Regions from separate parts of the Homo sapiens genome. Here region 1 is linked to region 2. Evidence: read pairs that join two places in POLR2A ChIA-PET (ENCODE). Cell type or tissue: OCI-LY7. All regions are shown on one strand. Region 1 overlaps IQGAP1 (IQ motif containing GTPase activating protein 1). Region 2 overlaps CRTC3-AS1 (CRTC3 antisense RNA 1).

What was found. ChIA-PET counts read pairs that join two places held together with the same protein. Peaks named below come from ENCODE experiments on the same cell type or tissue, not always from the same donor. Only the 100,000 strongest peaks of a DNase experiment are listed, where the experiment ranks them.
Region 1: POLR2A ChIA-PET joins it to region 2 with 9 read pairs; 3 of 35 experiments call an interaction of 5 or more read pairs at or near these places.

What each region holds. Positions count from the first base shown.
Region 1 is chr15:90,412,557-90,416,556 of GRCh38, reverse strand. All of the region lies in intron 2 of IQGAP1 (IQ motif containing GTPase activating protein 1), which reads right to left. Among named protein-coding and RNA genes, the nearest start is that of IQGAP1, 26 kb to the right of the region's middle. RefSeq lists enhancers at 997-2,196, 3,495-4,000. In OCI-LY7, no CTCF peak of the experiment used is centred here; a DNase peak (open chromatin) is centred at 3,676.
Region 2 is chr15:90,709,057-90,713,056 of GRCh38, reverse strand. All of the region lies in intron 2 of CRTC3-AS1 (CRTC3 antisense RNA 1), which reads left to right. Among named protein-coding and RNA genes, the nearest start is that of CRTC3-AS1, 6.1 kb to the left of the region's middle. In OCI-LY7, no CTCF peak of the experiment used is centred here; a DNase peak (open chromatin) is centred at 1,506; H3K4me3 peaks cover 796 bases; H3K27ac peaks cover 1,107 bases.

The DNA of each region.
Region 1 (4,000 bases), 300 kb after region 2:
AGAGGATGTGGAGAAATAGGAACACTTTTACACTGCTGGAGGGACTGTAAACTGCTTCAACCATTGGGGAAGACAGTGTGGCAGTTCCTCAAGGATCTAGAACTAGAAATACCATTTGACCCAGCCATCCCATTACTGGGTATGTACCCAAAGGATTATAAATCATGCTGCTATAAAGACACATGCGCACGTATGTTTACTGCAGCACCATTCACAATAGCAAAGACTTGGAACCAACCCAAATGTCCATCAATGATAGAATGGATTAAGAAAATGTGGCACATATACACCATGGAATACTATGAAGCCATAAAAAAGGATGAGTTCATGTCCTTTGTAGGGACATGGGAACATCACACACTGGGGCCTGTTGTGGGGTAGGGGGAGGCGGGAGGGATAGCATTAGGAGACATACCTAATGTAAATGACGAGTTAATGGGTGCAGCACATCAACATGGCACCTGTATACATTATGTAACAAACCTGCACGTTGTGCACATGTACCCTGGAACTTAAAGTATAATAAATAAAAAAATTAAAAAACAAAAAAGGAACAGCATAATACAAAGGACAAAAAAAAAGGCTGAAAACAAATGGCACATTCAGGGAACGGTAAGTCACTGTGGTAGAGAAGTAGGTGTAAAAGTATCTGGATTAGTAATCTAACCTGCAGGAATGGGAGCCATGGGAGGTTTTCAAGTAGACTTAGAAGGAGAACTTGGACAGCAGCATGGACGACAGATTCAAGGGAGAAATATCAGGCAAACATTTCGGTAATCCAGGTGAGTGGTAATACAGTCTTTAACTGGGACAATGGTGGAAAGAGAATGATTAACAATTACAAAGGTAGAATTGACCCCATTTGACAATCTGTTAGATGAGGCACGGGGATTAGAAGGGCAGTGGGAAAGATGTGAAATCTCACAGATGACTGAAAAGGCAGGGGGCATGGAGGGTGGGGAAGCAGTTAGCTCCAGACCTCACGGTTCACAACTAACATTAAACACCAAATGGATTAGAGAATTTTTTAAAAAAGAAAAAATAGTTATATACTCTTAAAATGAGAAAGAAGTTTACAAACACTACTACAGAAGCAGAAATCAGAAAGGAAAAGATAAATTGGCTAGTATTTAAACTTCTGTAAGGCCATTTTTAAAAAACTAAATAAAACTTTAACAGGAAAGGTTACTGGAGGAAAAAAAATCACAACATATAACAAAGAGCTAACAATATTCCATAATCTTTACATGTATATACATTTTAAACACTTGAAATAAAATGGCAAACATTTCCCTAGAAAAATATGCTAGAAACACAAATTTAAAAATTCATAAAATATACATATAGCCAGTAATTTATAAGAAAATTTCTCAATCTTACTACTAACCAAAGAAATACAAAGTAAAGTAACAATATCACCATCTTCAGCTATCAGACTAGCAAAGATTTTTTAAAATAACATTGTTGTCCAGTGTGTCGAGAAGCCCCACATTCTGACACACAATTCTAGGAGAAAATCCGGCACCATATACCATCTACAGCAAACTTACAAACACTTCTATAAAACGAAAAGAGAAGGTTTTTTTCTTATTTTTTAAAAGATGATTTGGTGACTTGCGGCATGGATGACTACATAAAAGATGATGCCATTAAACAAGAATGGGGACACCCACAAAAGCCGGAGAGGATGAGCAATTCACGGTTGAAACATGTTCAGCTTGAAATGTCAACGGGACGTCCAGACAGTGGCATCTTGTAGGCAGTTGGAAACACAGGTCTCAGGAGGGAGACCTGTTGCTGAAGACCTAAATCTGGAAAATGGCACCACAAGAGTAGATAAGCCCACAGAGAAAGAGGCTGTGGAGAAAAATGTAAAAGCTGAAGCACTGTGCCTCAGAGAACACCAACACTTAAGAGGTGAAAGAGACAAAGATAGCGTCTGTGATCAAGTTAAGAACCAGGAGAGAATCACACAATGGCAATCACGGAAGGAAAAAATCAGCAAACTGGTAGAGGTCACCAGCTTTCAATGCTGCAGAGAGGCGGGTGGTGAAGAGAAAAGAATGTGGCACACAAGCAAGGTCATCTTTGGCTCCTGTAAGGGGAGTCTTAGTGGAGTGGTGACACAGGAGTCCATTTAAAATAACTAGAAAAGTAACTAAAAGTAGGAAGGAGAGGCAGCAAATGTAGGCTTCTTTTTCTAATTTTTATTTTATTATTATTACTTTTTTTATAATGGAGACAAGGTTTCACTATGTTGTCCAGGCTGGTATGGAACTCCTGAACTCAAGAGATTCTTGACTTCCAACCCCCAACTCCCTCCCCGCCCCCTTCTCCATCTCCCAAAGTACTGGGATTACAGGCATGAGTCACTGCACCCAGCCAACTTCTTTTTCTAGAAGTGTAAGAAAGGAAGAGGAAAAACTAGGGGGAACGGAGAAGGAGTTAGTCTGAGATGGTGACATGTCCTGGGAAAGTGTCTTTTTATTTTTTTTAAATGATTGTGGAAAAAGCATATTTTTATAGTCTGCAAGAAAAGAACACGTGAAGGAGGGGCTAAAGATACAGGAATAAGAACAAAAGAAAGCAAGGTTCTGAAGAGCAGAGGCGGCAGCCAGCTACAGAAAGGAATATACCCCACTTCCTCCCTGAGATAAGAGGGAAGGACATAAGAAAAACCAAGAATGACATGTTACCCGCTAACTTCTCTGAGCTTCCATTTCCCATATATAAAGCAGGATTAGCAACACACCAAACTTCATAAGGTTGTTGTAAGGATTAAATGAGATGATACATACCAAATACTAGTGATCACCTGGAGTCCACTAAGGAGACCATTCAGAGGCAAAACTTCTTATCTGAGGAATTTAGAAGTAATTAACTTCCCTGTTATCTAAAATCGGCACCTGGTTCCAGCTCTCTTTTCAACCTAAAATTTGTAAGCAACTAGACTTTCTATACATCTCTGGAATGCCATGCCGAAACTCCCTGTGCAACCCTTGCTGACATTACGTCTAAAAATGTAATCATTTATCATGACCTATTGGCTAATATGGTCCAAACTACCCTTAAGCTCCTGCTTTAAGTTCCATAAATACCCTAAGGAAAAATCCACCGCGAGCTCAGTTCTCTCTTGCTGAGGCATTCTTCTGCAGAGTTCCTTCTTTCTAATAAAACTTTCCTTTTTCAAACCTATACTGCTGTCAGTAAATTCTTCCTACCAACCTGTGAGTTGACTACTTTCCAATGCCGGGGCTCTGACACCTCACCCAGCAACTAGTAGTAGGCTCTAAATAATGATAGCTATGTATATGTGTATGTACACATGAGTGTGGGGGTGAAATGGTTAGATCCACAGAAATAAACCTGCTAATGGAGTCTGACACTCCATGATTTACATAATACCTGTCTATCTTGTCTTACTGATAACACTTTTCAAAGGGAGTACATACTTGGCCCTACCCACTCTACACTCAGCAAGACAAATAAATAACTATACTGAGAACTCTACTGTGGTAAACCTTAAAACAAGCCCAGACTAAGAGCATATGCAGAAAAGAATAAGGGTGGAAATCTGAATTAGGGGTCTGTGGAGAGGAAACCAGTTGAACAAGTTCTGCAGAGCACATGACTTCAGTGGTTTCCCAGCTCTGTGCAATACAGAAGGGGAACATACCAATGCCGGAACTGACCACTTCAAGCCACTGAGATTCAGTTCCTCCAGGAACAGCTCCTCTGGTACCACACCCATCTTGCACAGCAAACATCCCTGAATGCCAGGGTTACTCTATGCTAAAAACCTCCCAAATTTGGCTGTCTTTCTCCACAATTAGGATTCTACTAAACCACTAACACTTCTGAGCACCACCTAGGCATTGGAAACAGCCTAGAAATTTCCATATGGTAATGGTAAATCTAAGTCTTGAGAGAAAGGAATGCAGAGTATTCCATAAAGCATTCTTCACCATACGCAGAAAGAGGGGAATCAGGATGACTTCCC
Region 2 (4,000 bases):
CTTTGCGTTGTCTCTATCCTGCTTTTTCCTTGGCCATTTTGCTATTAAAAATCTGTTGATTTACTCTGCATTTTCCCATAGAGAAGGGTAGCCTGAGGAGTTATTTAACAATGATGTGTTTTGGCCAGGCGCGGTGGCTCATGCCTGTAATCCCAGCACTTTGGGAGGCCGAGGCAGGCAGATCACGAGGTCAGGACATTGAGACCATCGTGGCTAACATGGTGAAACGCCGTCTCTACTAAAAATACAAAAATTAGCCAGGTGTCATGGCACACGCCTGTAGTCCCAGCTACTCGGGAGGCTGAGGCAGGAGAATGGCATGAACCTGGGAGGTGGAGCTTGCAGTGAGCCGAGATCGCGCCACTGCACTCCAGCCTGGGGCACAGAGCGAGACTCCGTCTCAAAAAAAAAAAAAAAAAAAAAAGGTGTGTTTTGTTTTTGCAACAAGTAAAAATTGACATATTTCACCCACATGTTCATTAACAGATGAATGAATAAACAAAATGTGGTATATCTAATAAGCTGGGCACAGTGGCCCACACCTGTAATCCCAGCAGTTTGGGAGGCTGAGGTGGGTGGATCACTTGAAGTCAGGAGTTCCAGACCAGCCTGGCCAACATAGTGAAACCCTGTCTCTACTAAAAATACAAAAAAGTTAGCCGGGCATGGTGGCGTGTTCCTGTAACCCCAGCTACTCGGGAGGCTGAGGCAGGAGAATTGCTTGAACCTGGCAGGTGGAGGTTGTAGTGAGCCAAGATCGTGCCACTGCACTCCAGCCTGGGCAACAGAGCGAGGCTCCATCTCAAAAAAAAAAAAAAAAAAAGTAGTATATCCATACAGTGGAGTATCATTCGGCCATGAAAAGGAGTGAAGCTCTGACACATGCTACAACATTCTGAGTCAAATATGCCAACACAAAAAAACAAATACGATCTGACTCCATTTATATGAAAGATTTTGAATAGGCAAATTCATAGAGACAGAAAGTAGATTAGAGGTTTCAGGAACTGAGAGTAGGAAGGAGGGAAGAATGAGGAATTATTGCTTACTGGGTTCATAGTTTCCATTTGGGGGGATGAAAAAGTTTAGAAATTGTGGCAATGGCTGTACAGCATTTTGAATGTAATTAATGCCATTGAGTTCTACTCATAAAAAGGTTAAAATGGCAGTTTATTTCATACATATTTTACCACACACACAAAAAGCAGTTGCTGTGGAAAAAAAAAACACACACACAACATATTTTACACACACACAAAAGCTCCAATCAAAACAGAAATAGATTTTCAGTTTTTCTTAAAAAAGAGGAAAGAAGAAAGGGAGGGAGGGTGTGAGGGAAGGAGAGAAGGAGGGAAGGAAGGAGAGAGGGAAGAAGAGAGGAAGGTACAGAAAGAAAAGAAAGATCTAGCATCATCACAGGGCCCACATTCCCTCAAGAGAACAATAGGCTGAAACAAGTGTGGCTTCTCACGTGTCCCTGGAGGCATCTGAGTTTGTTTCATGTTTCCCCCATCAGTGACAATTTGCACCTGCTCGTGTAGAGAGGTACCTGTGAAACAGAGGCCAGCATTAATAAGGGGGTGGAGAGGAGAGACTGCCAAAGCCTTGCAGAGACAGAAAAAAAAAGTGTGGTTTTCCAGGACTGAAAACTCAGTCGCAGCAGCCCCTCTCTCAGTTGTACCTGTAGGATTTTAATTTATAGAAGCGACTGACTGATGACAGAGAGACTAGTGGCTTTGAAGGAATAATTTATCCACATTTCCTGAGAGGAGGGACACACCACGCCATGCAGGGCCACATGGAGAAGAAGCACCAGGTTTGGTCAGGAGGCAGAAGGGAGTGAAGGGAAAGCTTAAACGAGAACCTTTATTAGCGTTTCAGCAGGGAAGGCAAGGCAGTGCAGGGAAAGTTTGGGACTGGGTGGTCTGAATAATTCTGGTGGGTTTTGGAGATTAGCGGTATCTCTAGGGGTTCTGTAGTACCTAGCCTTGGGTTAATTTAGGGCAGGGGAAATATTGGCTTTGTGTTAGAAAAAGGGGGTAGTTAGAGGTATGGACTTGGGACTAGTTGGAGGGTTTGTAATATAATTTTTTGGGCGCCCACAAAAACAAGATCATAGGAAAGATGTAAACAACTTTGGCTTTTCGTTTGGTCCTGTATGGCCTGAGCCACAGATGCGTTTGGCATAATAGCAGCTTCCTGGCATGAAAGAGCCAAAAAAAAAGACATCAAAAACACTGCCTTTTGCAGTAGACATCTGTAATCTTTGCCTGGGGAAAATCATCCACTTACAGCAGCCTGACACGGCTTTGGAGAGCCACTTTTCTCAATTCAGCCAGGAAACTCATGCCAATGTGGGACTGACTTCTCAAGCCTGGAACACCAGGGGTGGCCCTGCCACGTCAGCCTGGCCAATCAGTATATCCTACTGGCTTGGCCTGATGACTCCAGCTGGGCCAATGAGAGCCCTCCACAGGACTTTGGCTAGAATCTACCGGGAATGTGGTAATAGGTGTGCCCTTTCTGTTGGAGTTCCCAAACTGTTAAGGTGTCATCCTGGATGTGGGACTAGGAGGGGAGCCTGCCTGAGGATGCAGCCACCGGAGAGGAGAGTGCAGGCAAGAGAAGGAGAGAAGCTGGGTTTTGGTGGAATTAATTGTCTGAGGCCCTGGATCCTGCTGTACTGGCAGCCACGTCCTGGACTTTGCAGTCATATAAGCCAATTAATTCCCGTTTATACTTAAAAAAAAAAAGGCGAACTGCAAAACAGTAGCCATAGGATGCTATGTTTATTTAGAGAATGGGGGAAAATGATTCGGATATGTGTCAGCTAGCATATTCATTTAAACTTTTCTAATAAATAAGAAGCTAATAATCATGAATACCTGTTGGGAGTGGGAACTGGGTAGATGGAGGAATGAGTCATAGAAATACTTCACTGTGGCCAGGCGTGATGGCTCACACCTGTAATCCCAACATTTTGGGAGGCCGAGGCCGGCGGATCACTTGGGGCCAGGAGTTCGAGAGCAGTCTGGCCAACATGACAAAACCCCATCTCTACTAAAAATACAAAATTTAGCTGGGCATGGTGGCATGCGCCTCTAGTCCAAGGCTGAGGTGGGAGAGTTGCTTGAACCCAGGAGGCAGAGGTTGCAGTGAGCCAAGATGGTGTCATTGCACTCCACCCTGGGTGACAGTGAGACTCTGTCTCAAAAAAAAAGAAATACTTCACTGTATACCCTTTCATATTTTTTGACATTTGAACATGTGAGAATGTTACCTATCAATAATATTAAATACAGACATTTTATTTTTATTTTTTGTAGAGACAGTCCTGCTGTTGTCCAGGTTGGTCTTGAACTCCTGGCCTCAAGCAATCCTCCTGACTCAGCCTCCCCAAGTGCTGGGATTACAAGTGTGAGCCACTGTGCCCAGCTCAGACTTTTAAAAATACAAAAAACTCGAGGTTTATTTTATAAAGCCCTTAGGAAGAACAAATCCTATTATAGCAAATACATTGAATTTTCAATGTACTGTGCTAGTAAGATATTTACACTCCTAACCACTCAGGAGCAAAGTAAACAAAGAACACTGTTAAGAGACCAGGTAGGTGGAGAAAGATCTCAATTAAACTTAAAGTTATACATAGTCTGCCTTTTGTTATGTTTTCTAAGAATATGTTAGAAGCAGTCTGAGATATTCAGTGGTAAGAACAACGCTCTTCTGAGAATATACGTTGTTATTCACAAGGAAGGATGTAGTAGGTATCAGTAGGTTGTCACTCCTGCTACAACAACCAGAAAAACAAAAACGCACACATACAAAAAAAGGATAAATTATACAAATCACACACACATGTGTATATATTTATAGACAATCTCACTCTTGTCACCTAGGCTGGAGTGCAGTGGCGCCATCTCAGCTCACTGCAACCTCTGCCTCCTGAGTTCAAGTGACTCTCCCACCTCACCCTCCCGACTAGCTGGGACTACAGGTGTGT